Regions from separate parts of the Homo sapiens genome. Here region 1 is linked to region 2. The links are chromatin loops, found by intact Hi-C in ENCODE. Cell type or tissue: ovary. All regions are shown on one strand. Links, peaks and the distances in the headings refer to the core of each region. The heading gives the core; the rest is flanking DNA.

Region 1 (4,397 bases), core at 196-4,195, 610 kb before region 2:
TTTTTATTGCATCTGCATTGCATATTCCGTTTTGTCAATTGCACCAGTCATGCCCTTAATATCCTTTTTCCCTCCATTACTATATTTCTGTCATCCTTCTTCCACAGTGAGAGTCTTGGCTCGCAATGACATCAACACATTTACTCTATTCTACAATAGCAAAATTAGTTTTAGAATTGCTGAACCCAAATGACTATATATTAAAAACATACTCGGGAGTTGCAGATTTGTTTTAGTTCAATTTCCTAGACTGAAGTAATATATTAACAATACTGTCTTCTATAGTTGCTTGCATTCATTTTATTTTTTCTTCAGTATGATTATTTTCTTTTTCTTTTTTTTAAATTTTACCTTAAGTTCCGGGATGCAAGTGCAGAATATGTAGGTTTGTTACATAGGTATACTTGTGCCATGATGGTTTGCTGCACCTATCAACCCGTCAATCTAGGTTTTAAGCCCTGCATGTATTAGCTATTTGTCCTAAGCTCTCCCTCCCCTCTCACCCCAGCCGCCGACTGGCCCCGGTGTGTATTGTTCCCCTCCCTGTGTCCATGTGTTCTCATTGTTCAACTTCCACTTATGAGTGAGAACATTATTTTCTTCATTTCAAATACAATTGGATTTGTTTCTTTTGCATTTAGTTTGAGGTTTTCCCTACCATCTTTGTTAATTTTATTTTTTACTATGTGGAATACTACTATGCTTCCCAAAGTCCAAACTACAAAATTATACACTCAGAGGAGTGTCACCCCTTCATTCCTGCTCCTCTGCTATCTAGGTGACAAATTTTGTTTATTTTAACCCTTCTCATGTTTCCTTATGTTAAAAAATTAGGTTTATATGTATTTTCATATTCCCTTTCCCATTTGCATAACAGATGACCTATATAGTCCTTTCACTATTTCTTTATGAAGACCCTATATAATACATTGTATATAACATGTTGTTGGACCCTGCCTTCTGCCCTGTTCTTGCTGTGGATTTATAACACCTTCATATTGTGGCTATGTAGAGAAAAGATACCTCTGAAGCCTTTTTTCTGCACTCCAAGGCTTAACATAGAATTGGCCTCTCATAACCTTTTTTTATATAATTGATCTGATTATTGAATGGAACAAAAGGACAGCACTGAGCTATAACAGCGCATACTGAACTGTGATCACCATGACTCTGAAGTTGAAACCCTGCAGTCTTACATGAAAGACTCAGCTCCTTCTGTTATTCACTCATATGGATCTTACACAGCTGCCACCCGGAAGTACTTGATCCTCATTCTAACATGTTTTCCAAACCTTTAAGAATTTGAAATTCCATTTTAGTTGTCCAGAATTCTCTTTCCACCTTTTATGCCCGGTCAACATTTAACCATCTAGTTAAAGGTGAGTGATTTGTCTAACTTACTTGTTAGATAGCTCTCGTTAAACTGCTCTGGCAAACTTAGTATTTCTATAACAACACTTTAGAAACATCTCAACTATAGCACTTTTTGGCCTGTATTGGAATAATTGGTTTACGTTTAGTCCCATAGCCTCCGCTATGAGATTTTGAGTTCCCTCGGTATCAGGACCCTTCTTTATCTCCAGTGATTAACACAGTTACTGCTTAAAAATTGTTTGAATAATTTAATAAATTGATAAGACCTTTCCCCACTTTGAATCTTAGTTTATTTTGTATGTTTAAAAAAGGGTCTACTTGAGATTCTACAGTATTCATTTCAAACTCTAACAGTTTGAAATCTAGAAGATGAGATACCTCTCTCTTTCATCTTCTAGCATTCTTTATATATATACATATATTTCTTGTTTATTATTTGTTTCTAGTTTATTATGTATCTAGTTTAAATATATATGTGTGTGTGCATATATATATTTCTCCTTGACTAGATTCACCACTGACAGGAAGGGGGCGCCATTTAACAGCCTGTGGAGAAAGAAAGTTTTTGTGACTTCTTTTATAGAAAGGGATGGTATTATTATCCTAGCTGAAATTGAAATATATTTTATTCTCCTCTCTGAAATGTCGATTTACTTAACATTTGACATTGGAATTGAGAAAAAAGCCAAGGATACCTCATCTAAGCTCCTTTGCAAATTATGCACAGCACTGATTATTCTCCTTCTAAATTTCATGTGGGTTTATGAAAGGTAACAAAGAATAGTTGATAACTCTTGATATAACAGAAATGTATTAATACATATCATGTATATGACTATGGGTGGATGTGTGTGTGCATTAATTACAGTGTAACATCTGGAATTTGGGGAGGGTTACTTTTGAGCAAAAACTGACACCAAAGTGTACTTACAATGCCTATGTCTACCAGGATAAGCAGAAAAAGCATTTCTGTCTGTTTGTTGTGTCACTTAACAGACGCTTTGTATTAAGATGGTGTCCATATTTCAAGGCCTTTAGCACCTGAAACAATTCAGAACCCAGACCATGTGGTGGTCCCTTAGAATTCTACGTATCTCTGAGGTCTAAGTAATCAGACTCAGGACCAGGCTGTCTTATTTAAAGGGGAGACATCTTGGTAAAAGCCTCTTGAAGCTGCCTGTTCCTACTTTCTGGTTACCTGAGTTGTTTTGGTCTAAGTTGCTTCAATTGTCTGGGCCCAGCCCCACAAGGCACAAATAGGTTTGTTATTTTAAGAGGCAACCTGAAGCCACTCTCTCGTGCAGTTACATAAATAAGACCAGGCTGGCTTGGAAAGGGTGTAAATCTCTGGCCAAAATGAGAGAAGGGGGAGTCATTTGCTTTCAACCACAGTTAACATGCTGACTGAATTTCCAAATAAACTTTTATCTCTTAAGACTGATTGCTAGTGATGGTTATAAAAATGAGTGTTAGAATGTAGCCAAGGAAGTGACCACACCTTTCCAGATTCTTCCTTAGTTCTGTCTTCAGTGGTTATTTTCCTAAAAACCAAGAAGAGGTAGCTCTGGTTCCTAGGTGTAACTCAGCTTTCTTGTAGACAGAAAAGAGGAGTATCCCCCATCATTCAGCTTCTCTTGTACCCCCTCTTTTCTGCAAATTACAGTAAACAAAGGTGAACAGGAGAGATGAGTAAGAACACAAATCTTAACCCAGTCGTTTCTTTCTGCATGGGGTGTGCTGAGTCGTCCTGCCTTTGCCTTCTTGTATTGCACAGAAAAACCTTCAAGCAGCCAAAGGAAAATGCCTCATCTTTGAGTGAAATTCTTGTAGGTATTGCAAAAGGAGTTAGAGGGACTTATCCCGCCTGCACATTTCTACAACATTGTACAAGTTAGAAAATGTTGCTTGTAGATTGTAGTTGACAGTGTTCTTAGAAAAGTAACAACCGTAGCATTTCTTTGAGGTCCTACATTCATTTAGCTTTCTGCTTTCTTCTCCCTTGATTTAGAATTTTATTTTTCCTGAAGAACAATTTTTTATGCTGCCAATGCACACAATGCAAAATAGCAAAAATTTGATTTTTCTCCCACAATTAAACTATACTTTTCTACATTAGGTTAGATATTCGTGGTAAAAAGCAATAATTATGAATTATTGTTTTTTCTCACTTTTTAGAATCTGCACATCTTAAAATAGTTTTAAGCACTTTTAAGGAATTTGCTTCAGTTTGTTTTGGATGACATTTATTTTTTTCCTCCCTCTGAAACAAATATATTTTTTCTTTTTTCTTTTATCCCTCCTCTTTTGTAATTCATATTACCAATGAAAGCCCTTTTGAACAAGCAAACGAAAATCCTGTGATAATTGAAATAGAAGCATCCAAATATGATGTCCTGGTAAATATTTATAAATATGAGATACAGACTTTCTTCTGATGCCCTCAAATGCTGGTCACCATAGAGCACTGAAAAGAATTATGACTCAATAAACTGCATGCTGACATATAACTAAATAAGTAAATAACTGGAGTGAAGGCCAACTGCTGCTTAACAGCTTCCCCAGTTACGTACACACTTTCAAACAAGCATGAAATGTAGGTCTCTGGACATCGCTTAAAAGAACCACAAATAAACAGAGTGTGATCCCACACTCCTATTCCTTCCGGACAGCTAGAAAGCTTGGCTGGGAATTGGGGTGGTTTTTGTTGCTCTTCTGTCCTGTGCACTGTAAACACAAACCCTGCTCAGAGCACCAGGGTCGTGCTGCTGCTGACAGAGTCACTGAGCCTGGAAAAGTGAGGAGTCGAAGAGCCTGTGACCTTTGGCCCATCACCTCACCTCCGATTTTGCAAAGAATCACGCTCCAGACTTGGATACGTCGATTGTAACATCTGGGCTAAGTCAGCCGAAGGGACAGGGAGCCTGATTTGCCAGTTCTCAAGTGTGGCTCTCTTTTTTCACATGCAAGATATATGTTAAGCTCAAGCTCTGCAGTTTGGGGTCAAACAGATGCCAAAATAGTAG
Region 2 (4,397 bases), core at 229-4,228:
GCCAACCAAAGTCTGGGTTCCTTCTGGGCGGGGCAGGCAGGAAGAAGCCCAGGAAGCTAAGAATCCCTCCGGCCGTTCGGTGCTGCGGTATCCCATCCCCCGCCTGTTTAAGAGAAATTGATCACGTTAAGCGGGCCCTGCGTCGCTGCGCAGTGCCCGGACTACCGCTTGGATGGATTGACAAGGGAAGGACGCAGGACACCTAAGAGCAACAAGGGTACTTTTTAAGCGAGGTTACATGTGTTTAGGACTCGCGAGGACGTCACGTTTCGAATTTGGTAAAAGTCCTCGGTAGCTAGGACCCAACAGTTCTGCCCTCCTGGAAACCCAATGAAGGTGACAAAACTCCCATCTCATTACTGGGAGTCCAGCGCACTCCGCCACCGCGGCTGCAGCTTCTGCTAGCTCGGAGCCTGCGGACTCCAGCCGGCGCGAACTCCGCCGCGACTCTTTCTGGCTCTCTCGCTCACTGCCTTCGGGGCGGAACCGCGGGCGCCGGAGTGGTCCCAGACTCGGCTGGGACCGGGCAGCCTAGAAGAAGGGTCCCCTCAGTAGAGACCAGGCCTCCAGCTCTCCGTCCGGCGCTCCGCTCCACAACCCGCCAGTCGATGTGAGGTCCGTCAAGGGAGCGATCCCTCCGTCTGCCCGGGCTTCCGGGCTGTGGACCGCACTGAACCCAGTCCCGCAGCAAGCCCTGCTGCCGCCTTTTCCTGGGCACGCCTGCGGTGGTGACGGCCCGCTGCTCATGTCTCCACGCCAAACCCCAGCCCCTCTCCCGATTCCTGCTCCTTGGTAAAGCGCCCCAGCCTGTCTTCGGAGTGAAAATTGAGCAGCTTCCAGAAAATTAACTAGAATGTGGTCTATATTGCTTTGAGTTGTTTTGGATTCAAAAAAAAATGAACCCCACCTCTCCGCACCCCATAGCCTAAAAAAAAAAAAAAAAGTCCTCATTTTTTCAAATGAAGTTTGCTCAGCACTTGCGAATTTTTGCTTCCAACGCAACTACTTCCTGTAACTACTTTGCAGACAATTGGGGGTCTGCTCGTTAGAAACCCCCTTACGCATGTACAGGGCTTTCAAATAACCTGGAGATTTAGGCGTCCCTCTGTATTCATTTAGATGATGGATAGTAATGGCTCAATAGTTCCTCTGGAACCATTACGGTCAATCAGGTCAAAATCCAGCTTGGGGGTGGGAAGGATTTTTAAGCACGGGAGGTAGGTAACAGGACTCCTGCGCACATTTGTTCAGATAACACCTCTGATAACGTAATGCAATCCAGGGTCCTTAAGAGAACAGATGCCAGGTGAACGCAAGAGCGGGTGTTTTTTGTTGTGACAGCGACAGACAAGTTACAGTATCAAAACTGAAAGGGAAAGTGAACTGTTTTTCCAGGCAGTTCCCGTTTGGTAAGTTCTTTACGGGCACACAAATGTAACTCTTTCACCTTAATAAATGTAACAATACATACACACACACACACACACACACATATACCTTTGGTTTGTAAAAATATGTGTGACATGAAGCATAAATACTAGCATGGAATTGCATGGGCATACGATCATCGGGAAAATGGAATGATGATGTCTTCTGTTGTGAAGATCAAATGTAAAATGTATGTAAAAGACGGCATGGGTTTTTACTTTTTACACAAATTTGAGTTGTCAGACTATTTTAGACACATCCAGATCTATGTACTAAGGTTAATGAACTTTTCCTTTTTCCAAGGTGTAAATAAGTGCATTAGAAACAAGGCAATGTCTAATCAGCCGGGGATGTTGGAGAACAGTAGTTTGAACGGAATTGTGAATAGTTAGGGTGGAATCCTGCAGATAGAGCCACCTACTGCACCCGCGGCGCTGGGTCCTTCCGGGCTGCACCGGCGGCGGGTGGCGCTGGAGGAAGGAGAGTTCGCGGTAATTAAACATTTCCAGACACCGGAGGGTTATTATCTGCAGAGCGATTTCCGGCGATGGGACTCGGAGAGAGTCCGGCTGCGAGGTTTCGAGATTCTGGGACGCAATCCTAAAGAAAACGTGCCCCCTGCTGGCGAGCAAGCCACATCTCGGGACCCCTTCTTGGAAAACTCGCAAACCCACAGTATCCTTATTTCACTTTGCCCAAGAGTATTTTAGTCCTTCAGTTTTTCTTTTCTCAGTTAGAAGTTTGCTGCTACTCATTTAAAAGTACGCACACGCTTACCCTTCCAAAGAGCAAACGGAGGAGGAATTTCTTCTCGCCACGGGGTTTCTGTTTCCCTGCCCCAAACCAGACGTCCTTGCTCTCAGATGGATGAGGGCTTTTGTTTGTTTGTTTGTTTGTTTTTAAATAATCCGAAATTCCTAGCAACTATCTGCCGCCGTTCGCTTCTGGTCCTGGGAAGACGATGAGCAAAGATCTACTGGGACCCCATCCTGCATTTGCAAGCTCGGTCCGCGTGCCCCTCCCGGCACACCCGGAGGTGAGAAGTGCCCTCCGGTGCCTCCGTCCGCAGCCCCTCGTAGGTCTGCACGTCCTGCTTCGGATCCCAAATCCTGGCTTTCTGAAGAAGCGCGGGAAGAAGAGAGAGAGTCTGTTTCCGTGAATCGATTTCCCTGAAACACGTGAGGTTTCCTATCCTCTCCTTCCTCCCAGACCATTAGATTCCAGTTCCTCTGCTGCTTCCTTTTTTTTTTTTTCGGATTTCCGTACAGAATATTCTAGCAGGACCCTCCCTTGTCATCATAGCTCTAGGTATTCAGATAGAGACCTGAAGAGAGAAATCCTAAGAATATACCTATTAACAAGCTCTTTGGTTAATTCTCTGTCTACAGAGGACTATGCCACATTGCATAGAATGAGTTCCTAAAGTGTCAGGTCCACTCATTGGAGCAAAATACCCAGAGAAAACAAGCAAGAAAAGGGCAGAGAGAAAGACAGATTCCCTACCTGCTCCAAGCTCTTAGAGGAAGGCTGTGTCCTCCTGCTGCCCATCACTCACTTTGCTCCTCTGAGGCAGGGCCTCCCACTTCCCTATCCTGAGCTTGCAGTGAGGGGTGGAAAGGGAGTGGACCCAACTTGGACATTCCAAAGAATTACTACATTCACCAACCCTCCCTAAGTGATGCAAAGCCGCGCTGTGCCTCACCTAATGGATGAGTAGAATTACCTACTGAATAGAAGGAGGCCAGGTGCTTCTGCCTCTTTAGTGTTTATACCAGGGGTGCTTCCTGGCTTCAGACTGTCACCCTGAAGAGGTGCTGAGCCCCCAAGGCGGTGGCCCAACTAGAAGGGATGCTATTGCTCCTGGGAACTTGAAAGGCATCCTACTGGATGTGGCTTTAATACCTGGTGTTCCTCTACCAAGTGCAACTTAAACTTAAGCATCAGTTTTGGGGAGATGAGAGGGATGGAAGGATGACAGATTGGAATTGAGAATGTTCCACAAAGGGAATACAGTGAACTGGGAGGGGACCACCCCATCAGCAAAAATAAATAAATACAAATAAATCTTTCCTTCTCTGATTTCTAGGAAGTTAGACTCAGGAGGAGGAGTCATAGAGTCATATTTGTGCATCTGAGTTACATCACAATGTAGTGGGGATTCTGCACACAGCGGAAAACCACAATCCCTTATTTTAGCCACCCTCAAAAGACAGATATTCTTCCTCCATGGTCTAGGCTGGAAGTGGGGGGACACTTGAAATGCCAGTTCCCACCATAACTCTCTTCCTAGGTGACTCCAGGCAAATGAATTTGCTGGTCATATCTCCAATTCCCTACATGAGAACCTTTCCATGGAAAAGAAAAGCATTTGCTGAAACACTTGAAGTAGATACAAAACAAAAAAGAAAATATATATTAGCATATGATTTTCACTTCAAAATGACCAATGGTCGGGTTTAGTATATTTAAGTATTGGTTTTCATATCACATGTCAACAATAAAGAAATGGAGAGAAAACTTAAAACTAAAGTATTATAATCTATCTATTCCAGATAGAGAGTTTCTGGAATCATGACTTCATTTGCCAAAACTTCATTCTGTAACAAACATTTCAGGAGATTATCTAAGGAGGAATAAGCCATGTATCGTAGTCAGGATAGTTCATTCTTAATTTTCAGAGAAGACAGCTGATGGGAGCTGTGCCAGGCTACCAGATCCATACAGATAGGAAAGGAGATTAGTTCTCAGTGCCCAGGGTCCTGCACAGGCAGCAAAGTGACTAGGAGCAGGAGTGCCACTGCAGGATGCCTGGATAGGGCATTTCAGTCTTAGCCAACCTGGTACAAGGGCCACCCACTGAGGAAAGGGAGGGCCGGGCACATACCCCAGTTCAGCTCAAGGGCGGGTCAGTCAGCTAGATCCTGCCTGTGTGGTATTGGAGAGTTAAGTTGTCAGTGGTTTAGGAAGGG

The links. Hi-C counts contacts between places; a loop is a spot of excess contacts. Peaks named below come from ENCODE experiments on the same cell type or tissue, not always from the same donor. Only the 100,000 strongest peaks of a DNase experiment are listed, where the experiment ranks them.
Region 1: it touches region 2 in a loop (10-fold over the local background); 91 of 110 quality-filtered maps call a loop at or near these places.

Annotation. Positions count from the first base shown.
Region 1 is chr2:18,748,203-18,752,599 of GRCh38, forward strand. All of the region lies in intron 4 of LOC105373456 (a long non-coding RNA gene), which reads left to right. Among named protein-coding and RNA genes, the nearest start is that of NT5C1B-RDH14, 160 kb to the left of the region's middle. In ovary, for the core only: a CTCF peak has its summit at 1,905; a DNase peak (open chromatin) is centred at 1,900.
Region 2 is chr2:19,361,134-19,365,530 of GRCh38, forward strand. No RefSeq gene overlaps it. Among named protein-coding and RNA genes, the nearest start is that of OSR1, 4.7 kb to the left of the region's middle. RefSeq lists an enhancer at 2,171-2,972. In ovary, for the core only: a CTCF peak has its summit at 2,044 (motif pointing left); a DNase peak (open chromatin) is centred at 2,018; H3K4me3 peaks cover 2,253 bases.